Linked DNA regions of Homo sapiens: all the other regions are linked to region 2. Evidence: chromatin contacts called from ENCODE Hi-C or POLR2A ChIA-PET data. All regions are on one chromosome and are shown on one strand. Each heading gives the region's core, a stretch centred on a gene start or an enhancer-like site at or near the end of the contact. The rest is flanking DNA. Distances are from core to core; before and after follow the strand shown. Region 1 overlaps LOC105375070 (a long non-coding RNA gene). Region 2 has its middle 37 kb from the start of MRPS18A. Region 3 overlaps LINC01512 (long intergenic non-protein coding RNA 1512).

The links. Hi-C counts contacts between places; a loop is a spot of excess contacts on that map. ChIA-PET counts read pairs that join two places held with the same protein, here RNA polymerase II (POLR2A). Pooled maps may share reads with other maps.
Region 1: a map with no recorded cell type shows a loop between it and region 2 (9-fold over the local background). The contact joins two enhancer-like sites. A Hi-C loop is called at or near these places in 2 of 37 single-sample maps with no recorded cell type and 3 of 50 pooled maps. POLR2A ChIA-PET finds 5 or more read pairs at or near these places in 1 of 52 experiments (WTC11).
Region 3: a map of Calu3 shows a loop between it and region 2 (15-fold over the local background). The contact joins two enhancer-like sites. A Hi-C loop is called at or near these places in 2 of 168 maps with a recorded cell type or tissue (Calu3 and mammary epithelial cell) and 6 of 50 pooled maps. POLR2A ChIA-PET finds 5 or more read pairs at or near these places in 3 of 52 experiments (Caco-2, HepG2 and WTC11).

What each region holds. Positions count from the first base shown.
Region 1 is chr6:43,882,683-43,885,386 of GRCh38, forward strand. The region is part of intron 2 of LOC105375070 (a long non-coding RNA gene); the gene reads left to right. Among named protein-coding and RNA genes, the nearest start is that of LINC01512, 7.0 kb to the right of the region's middle. RefSeq lists an enhancer at 1,627-1,706. Within about 2 kb of position 1,362, at least 6 of the 41 ENCODE cell types and tissues checked have a DNase peak (open chromatin) inside an H3K27ac peak, as active enhancers do.
Region 2 is chr6:43,723,798-43,726,497 of GRCh38, forward strand. No RefSeq gene overlaps it. Among named protein-coding and RNA genes, the nearest start is that of MRPS18A, 37 kb to the left of the region's middle. RefSeq lists an enhancer at 1,144-1,233. Within about 2 kb of position 1,439, at least 13 of the 41 ENCODE cell types and tissues checked have a DNase peak (open chromatin) inside an H3K27ac peak, as active enhancers do.
Region 3 is chr6:43,926,497-43,929,201 of GRCh38, forward strand. The region is part of intron 1 of LINC01512 (long intergenic non-protein coding RNA 1512); the gene reads left to right. Among named protein-coding and RNA genes, the nearest start is that of LINC01512, 37 kb to the left of the region's middle. Within about 2 kb of position 1,420, at least 10 of the 41 ENCODE cell types and tissues checked have a DNase peak (open chromatin) inside an H3K27ac peak, as active enhancers do.

The sequences.
Region 1 (2,704 bases), core at 112-2,611, 160 kb after region 2:
TGCCCTCCTTCCAGGCTCTGTAGTGGCTGCTGTTCGCTCCGGGTAAAAGCCCAAGGCCTCTCAAAGTCCCCCGTGCCTTTGCCAATCTGGTTTCCCATGCCCTGATCTTGTCTCCTGCCACCCTCTCCTCACTCAGCCCCACTCTGGCTCCGAGGCTGCCTCTCTGCTGTCTGTAAAACATCCCACACTTTCTCCACATCCTCTCCAGCACCTATTGTTTCCTGACTTTTTAATGATCGCCATTCTAACTGGTGTGAGATGGTATCTCATTGTGGTGTGGAGAAATAGGAACACTTTTAAACTGTTGGTGGGACTGTAAACAAGTTCAACCATTGTGGAAGACAGTGTGGCAATTCCTCAAGGATCTAGAACAGAAATACCATTTGACCCAGTGATCCTATTACTGGGTATATACCCAAAGGATTATAAATCATGCTACCATAAAGACACATGCACACGTATGTTTATTGCAGCACTATTCACAATAGCAAAGACTTGGAGCCAATCCAAATGTCCATCAATGATAGACTGGATTAAGAAAATGTGGCACATATACAATGTGGAATACTATGCAGCCATAAAAAAGGATGAATTCATGTCCTTTGTAGGGACATCGATGGAGCTGGAAACCATCATTCTGAGCAAACTATTGCAAGGACAGAAAACCAAACACCACATGCTCTCATTCATAGGTGGGTACTGAACAATGAGAACACTTGGACACAGGATGGGGAACATCACACACCGGGGCCTGTCGAGGGGTTGGGGGAGTGGGGAGGGATAGCATTAGGAGAAATACCTAATGTAAATGACCAGTTAATGGGCGCAGCACACCAACATGGCACATATATACATATATAACAAACCTGCATGTTGTGCACATGTACCCTAGAACTTAAAGTATATATATAAAAAAAAAATCCCACACTCGCTCCTGCCTCCAGGCCCTTGTGTTGGCTGCTGTCTGCCTGAAAGGCTCTTCCCCAGATGCCTGTGTGGCTCTGGCCTTACTTGCTTCAGGTCTCTGGCCGAGTGTCACCTCCTGAGCCACCCAGCTGGTTCTTCACTCTCTGTTCTCTTCACTCTGTATAGCGTGTGTGTGTGTGCGTGTGTGTGCATGCGTGCATGTGTGTGCATGTATTACCTGTATCCCTTCATTAAAAGGTAAGCCCCACCAGGGCAGCTACTTTGCCTCTTGTGCGTTGCTAGATCAGGTCCCAGATCAGTGTGACAGGCTGCTCAATAAATATGCGCTGAATGATTGAGCAGTGCCAAGACTTGAGCTCCAAAGCTCTAATCAGCAGGCATCCTGGGGCTGGGGGAGGGTGACTGGCAAGGCCCTCTGGAGCCCTGGGATCTGCGGCTCTGTGCACACTTGCTTTTTCTCACAGCCTGAGGGAACTGAGAAGCACAGCCACCTTCAGGAGAGTTTGGCCCCAGGCACCTGCCTCATGTGCCCCAGTTCAGCTCAGCCTGGCCATGAGAAGGCCGCCTCAGGCTCTCTGTGCAGCCTCTTTCTTTGGGGGGTTTCATCCTTGGCTGGCTCACTCTCACTTCCTTCTTCTTGACTTTGAAGCCTGGGGGAAGCAACGTCCTTTTTCTCTTGGCCTGAGTTTCAACTCCAGAGGAACTTGGCAGACTCTGGCTGTTTCTCCAAACAGCCTACTGGATCCTCTGAACACTTGTTCACTCAGATCATACTTATTGAGCATCTTCTATGTGCCAGGCACACAGAGAACAGGAAGAGGGATGTGATTTCCAGCTCTCCATGTCACCACCGGTCCAACCTGGCCCGGGAGGCCATACAACAGACAACTAAAGCCAGAGGCACTTGGAGCCTGAGGCAGGGCCTCTGCCTCCCTTCCCCTTGCTCACCCTCCTTCTGAGAATGTGGGATTGGGAAAGGGAGAAATTTCCTCTCTCCCCTAAATTGCCTCTTGGGGAAGAGAGACAATTTCTGGGGCCAACAGAATGGAGAGCCAGCCTCGGGGTGGAGGGAGCTGAGTTGGGCGTTTAGTTTGAGGGAGATCTGCCAGGCCTCATCTTCTTCCTCAAACGCAGTTCTGAGAAAGCCTCCCTCCCCTGCCTGCCCCTGCTGCTGACCTCCCTTCTTCCCTGCCATGCCTGGTGCCTGCCCCAGCTGCTGACCTCCCTTCTTCCCTGCCATGCCTGGTGCCTGCCCAGGGCCCCTCCTCTGGAAATGCCTGGGGTCTGTGGCAGGGCTCTGGTTCTCCCCATCCAACCCATGTCTCCCCAGGGCTGCGATGGGCCACCTGTACTTGTGCTCTCAGAACCACACGCTGTCACCTGCCCCCATCCCCTGTATATACAGGCTTCCTCGTTCCAAGAACCCAGAGACATTAGACAGTTGTCCAGGTTTCTCCATGTCTTTGTTGGCCATTGGCAACACATCCTGGAAGGAGAAGAGAAATGAAGGCTTTTACCAGGCCAGCAAATCAGCGCTCACAAGTGTCCTGAGGAGGGATCTGAGGGAGGGGCAGCTACCAGGAACAGGTAAACACACAGAGTCGCAAGTCTGGTGGGGTCTGTACAGCAGGAGGTGGCATCTGACCCTGCTCATATCTCAAAAAGGCATCAGTAGTTGACCATGAGCTTCCTCTCTGACCCAAATCCTAGAAGGGCCCCTGAGTGGGTGGCAGCAGGTGGGACACGCAGGTCTCATCTCCTTCGGATTCAGTGCATC
Region 2 (2,700 bases), core at 189-2,688:
TCAGAACTCACTAACATGTTGCTCAGTCAAAGCCTGGCCAGATTCCAACCCCAGGCATGAAGGAAAGCATAAAGGATCTGGTGTTTGGGTGTGGTCACGGTGGGTCCTGATGGGGCTGCGTCAAGGCTAATGAGGAAGAGGCTGGAGGGCCAGGGATTGGCAAGGAGGAAGGTGAGGAGTAAGGGGAGGGGTGATTTTGGCTAGAGCCAGCAGGGGTCACTGCAGATCTAAGTAACTTCAGGGAAGCGGCAGGGCCACCCATGGGCCCTCCCACATTACTACCTGCCTTCGTAACTGGGATACAGGTCTTGGACCAGTTCTGGGGAGAAGGATTGGGATTGGACTCACGCAGTGGGAGGTAGCTGCCTAGGGCATCTGCCCTTGGTGTCCTCCGGGGCCTAGGCTGTCTCTCCTCCATGGAGGCTCTTCACCAATGGGGTGTGGGCCTGGCGTGCCACCGGACTCTGAGTTCCAGCAGTGCCTAGTAAGTGCATCTTGAGATGCTCCCCTATAAAGAGCTCTGAGATTAAATGCGTTTCCTTGTCTCGTCCCTCGTCTCTGAGGGTTGTAGCCCAGATTAGCATGTTAGAGGCTCAGAGAAGTCCTGCAGTCAAGAAAACCTGTTAGACTGTGTTTAACTCAGGTTTCCTGTGCTTATTTGAGCCCGTTTGCCACAACATAGTTAGGGAAATGCTGGCTTAAGGGTGGGAAAGGGGGTGTGCTTGATACATTAACCTTCCCCAAGAGCATTTGCCCTCCCAACACACTCCCTCCTCCACCCATTGCAAGTAGTGTGTGACACATGTCTGTTGTAGAAAAGTGGGGGAAAAAACTACAAAGAAGAAAGTTACCCATCCCCTGCCTCCAGAAGAAAGTTACCCATCCCCTGCCTCCTGCTCCTTAGTCTCTTCTCAAAAGAGCTCTGGCCACTGTCCTCGGTCTTCCTGGAGAAAGGGTGATGATGGAGCTCCCCTCAAGGCACACCCACTTCTACTGGGGAGAAGCCCCAAGAGGAAAGGGCCCTTTTAGAGGTCATCTTATCCACCCCTCCGTCTCCTCTCTGTGCAGATTCTTGCTTCCCTCTCTTGCTGACATTCCTACAGGAAGGGAGATGGTGGTGGTGGTTTGGAGGGTGTTGAGGGGCGCAGAGGGCAATTGGGTATGTAGATCATCAGGGTGGAAGGTGAGCTTCCTTTCTAGGTGGGGAAACAGGCTCAGAGAGGGGCCATGACTTACTGGTGTTTCACAATGAGCCAGTGGTGGAGCTCACAGATCCTGGCCCCAGACCAGGCACCCTCCTCCCCCTAACCCCCATCTCCAGCTCTCAATGCCAAGAGTCTGGAGCGGGCCCTGTGCACTCCAGGCAAGGCTGCGGTTTCTTCTGTGGGACTGTGGAGCCACCCAGGGTGTGTGGGTGCTGCGCACGCGCACCACAGTTGTGTAACAGGCTCTGGGGCGTGTGCACGCGCTCAGTAACCTGATGCAACAGGGAAGCTGTGGTCCCGTGAGCTGGGGTGTGGGCGCTTGGCCGGTGCCCAAACCACAAAGAGTATTTGGCTGGTGGCTAAGGAGGCCAGGCATGGGGGTCGCAGAGTTGTCTACGTCAGGGCTTGTCTATCCCTAGTTGCCCACATCCTGGTCCCTGTGGGCGCAGGGCTGGGAATGGGGCTGCCTGGCCAGGTGATACTGTGGAGGAGGGGTTGGGGCCTTGCCCCTTCCTCCTTCTGTTTGCCACGATGCCTATTGTGATGAGGATGGGGGGCAGGCGGGGCTTCCTCCCTGTGGTTCCATCTCTTCCTGGCTGTAACCCCCCAACCCAGTTCTGTACCCTGCTCTCTCCACCAATCCTGGAGCCCTCACCACAGATCCAGGTCATTTTACACAGCAATATCTGCCTCTCACTCCCCCACCTCCCCTGAGTCTCACAGCCCTGCCCTCCCTACATAATAGGCTTTCCTGGGCACCCCAAATTGGGAGAAGCAGAACGGGGAAGGAGAAGAAGAGTGGCCACTTTGCAGCCAGCCCAGATGCTGACTTTCCGCTGCCACTTCTGAACTGAGTGACTGAGAAAGATCAGTGTCCCTTCTCAGCCTCCATGTACTCATCTAAGAGGTGGGGGCAGTGATACTCCCTGCTGAGAGTGGTGGAAAGATAGTGTGCTCCTGTGAACAGGAGTCCTGAACTCTTGAACTCTAGGGTCTAGGAAAGAACTCCATGAAAGGGGAGTTGCCCCTTCATTCTGCTCCATGTGGATTGAGTGTTAGGGCACCCGCCCTCCTCCCAACTCCCCAGCATTTCTATCACCAGACAGGGTGGCAGGCACTTTGGAGAGCCAGGGTCCTGGGAGGAGGTGGCCCATGAAAGCAGGCCCTATTCTGCCTGCCTGTGGCCACCTGTGTACCCTCTCTCCCCTCTTGTCCGCAGGGAGGTGGGGCACATGCATTTCTTCTGCCCCTCTCCACTTGCTCCAGCACTTCAGAAAGGCAACATCCTTGGGGGTGGCCAGTGGGTTCCAGGGATGCAGGGTTAGGTGACGCAGGGAGGGCATCTATGCCCAGTGTCCTGACTCTCTTCCCTGGCTGGGCTGTACCTGGCACGTTGGGGCTCCTCTCCAGTGCTCCCAGGATGCCCTGGATCTACATTGCCTTATTCTGCACTAACCACCTAATGTTTTGATGATCTGCTTATGCATCTACCTAA
Region 3 (2,705 bases), core at 170-2,669, 200 kb after region 2:
ATTCCTCGTCCAGCCTGTGGTCCTTGGGGCTCTGATTTATTCAGCTTGGGAACCAGGCAGCGAGTCTCATGTCTGCCCCAGGCCTCAAAATAGATTATTTTTTTTATTAGCTGTCCCTTGTTAACTCATAATTGCAATCATGTAACATTTAATAGAGGCACAAAGCGATCCCCATCACTGCTCCACAATCATTCATTAGCTAACAAGACAGAGCAGCTCATAAAAAAAAAGCCGTTAAAAAAATTCCGGGGAAATGGAAAGCAGGAGGTGATGCAAGCCCTGGTTAACAAAGGCTGAGGGTTGGGGGGAGGCATGAGAGGGTGTGAGTGGAATAACCCAAGCCTGATAAGCCACAAAGCAGCGCCTGCTGCTCCCTCCTCCCTCTGCCGCCTGAGTCAGAGAAGCCGGGATGTGTTCAAAATCAAGCAATGTAATTAGCAGGTTGCATCATGCCTCTCGATTATAAATTACAATGGCCACAAAGAGGGTGGATGGAGGAGCAGGGATTAGATGGGGTAACCCAATCCCAGTGCCGGGAAGGGGGACAGAGGGCCCGGGAGCTGCCCCCCGCCACTAGGAGCCACTCGGAGTGGCCTCTGTCTACTGTGTCTAGGGACAGCAACAAGGCCTACTCAATACCTGCTTTGTGTAGCCTGGGATAATGATTTACAAACTCAAGGAAATCAGGAGGTGTGAAAAGAAGATAGCCCTCTTAACCCAGCCATTGTCTACCCTCTGCTGGAATGTCCCTCAGCTCCACCCACCTGGTGCACCTGTGCACACGGATGCTGTTTGAGGATGGTCCACGTGAGGAGCCCTCATAGGGGCTGGACTGATAAGATCTAAAAGGGTTGCTGGGCTCGAGGTGTGGCGACACAGTCAGGGATGATTGAGACTCGGCAAACAGGAATACACCTGAGTGATTCCCTGAGCCGTCTCTGTAGTAGGGGAGGATGGGAGCTTGGGCTGATGACAGAGCAAGCTGTCTCCTAGGAGTTGAAGACCTGGTTCCATCCCAAACTTTGCCACTGGGAGGCTGTAGGAGCCTGGCAAGCCATTTCTCCTCTCTGGGCCTCAGCTTCCCCCCTACAACCCAACTGCTGGCTATATGACCCAGGCAAGTTATTTTCCATCTCTGTGTCTCTACTTCCCCACCAGGCCTTGCTACAACTGGTCATGTGACCTGAGACCAGCTCCCCCTCCGCATCCTCAGTTTCTCCATTTACAAGGAGGAAAGTTATCCAGACAATCTTTAAAGTTCAGCTGGGGCCTTCTCTTAGTCTAAGGTGAACTCTGTTTTTCCAAAGACTAACCAACTAGCCAGCTCACCTGGTACCTTGGAGACCAGGGAAATGGGCCTGGCAACCCTGCCCTCTAGCCATCTGCATGAATCAGAGCCCGGTGAAGCAGAGGGGAAGTCAGTCTCAGGCAAATCAAGTCACTGGTGGCACTGCTCCCCGTGAGCCCGTGTAGACACACCCTTTACTTCCTCCTGGTGGAAGATTTGGCCTTTCAGTTTAGCCTTTGCAAACAGCATTTACTTGACAATGTTTTCTTAGCAGCCCTATTCTTGTACACAGGAAATAATCCCATTAACTTTATTATCTCTGCAAAGAAAGGACAAGGATATAGATTTGCCCTTAAGTTCAATGAACTCAGTTCTCTCTTGAAAGGAAAAGCACAGAACTGAGGCAATTGCCTTGTAGGAAGCTTTCTTTGGGTAAGACCTGGCTCTAGTGGAGAGATATTGCAGCTGCCTTTTGAACTGTGGCCCTCAGCTGCTCTGGGGCCCCCAAATCTTCTCTCTGGGCCTCACTTTCATCCCCATCACCACCTCCTCACACCTACATTCTGTTGACTGAGGGACTGGACCAAACTGATGGAGAGAAGTAGGTATTCTCAACAAGCAAGGAGAGGCAGAGGCGATCGGGAGGGAATCCCGACTAGCACTGCCTTCGCTCAGACCCCAGCATTACTCCCTTGGACTACTGTAGAGACCTCCAGTCTTGGCCCCTCAGATCTCTTTGCTCCTTTGCAGCCACAGGACCTTGCTAAAAATTGTGGCTGATCACACTCTTCCCCTGCTTGAACCCCATCAAAGGCACCCCTGTCCAAAAGTCCCAGGGCCTAGTAGGCTCCACAGGCTCCCCAAGCCTGGGCCGTGCTTTTTTCTCCAGCCACTTCCTTCTACTTGCAGCCCAAGCTACCCTGAATCATTGGTCCTTTCCAGCAAACCCCAGGCTATTTCATACCTCCACACCTTTGAGCGAGCTGTTCCCATTGCCCGGACTGCCCTTCCCCTTGTTCACCTGGCCAACTTAGGTTCAGTCTTAGGGGCCGGGCACGGTGGCTCACACCTGTAATCCCAGCACTTTGGGAGGCCAAGGCTGGTGGATCACTTGAGATCAGGAGTTTGAGACCAGCCTGACCAACATGGTGAAACCACGTCTCTACTAAAAATACAAAAACTAGCCGAGTGTGGTGGTGGGCTCCTGCAATCCCAGCTACTCAGGAGGCTGAGGCAGGAGAATCGCTTGAACCCGGGAGGTGGAGGTTGCAGTGAGCCGAGATCGCGCCATTGCACATGGAGGGCAACATGAGCAAAACTCCGTCTCAAAAAAACGAAAAACAAAAAACAACAACAAAAAACAAAACAAAAAGAAAAAACTAAAAGATGCAGCCTAGGAACCTTGCTTTAGTATTAG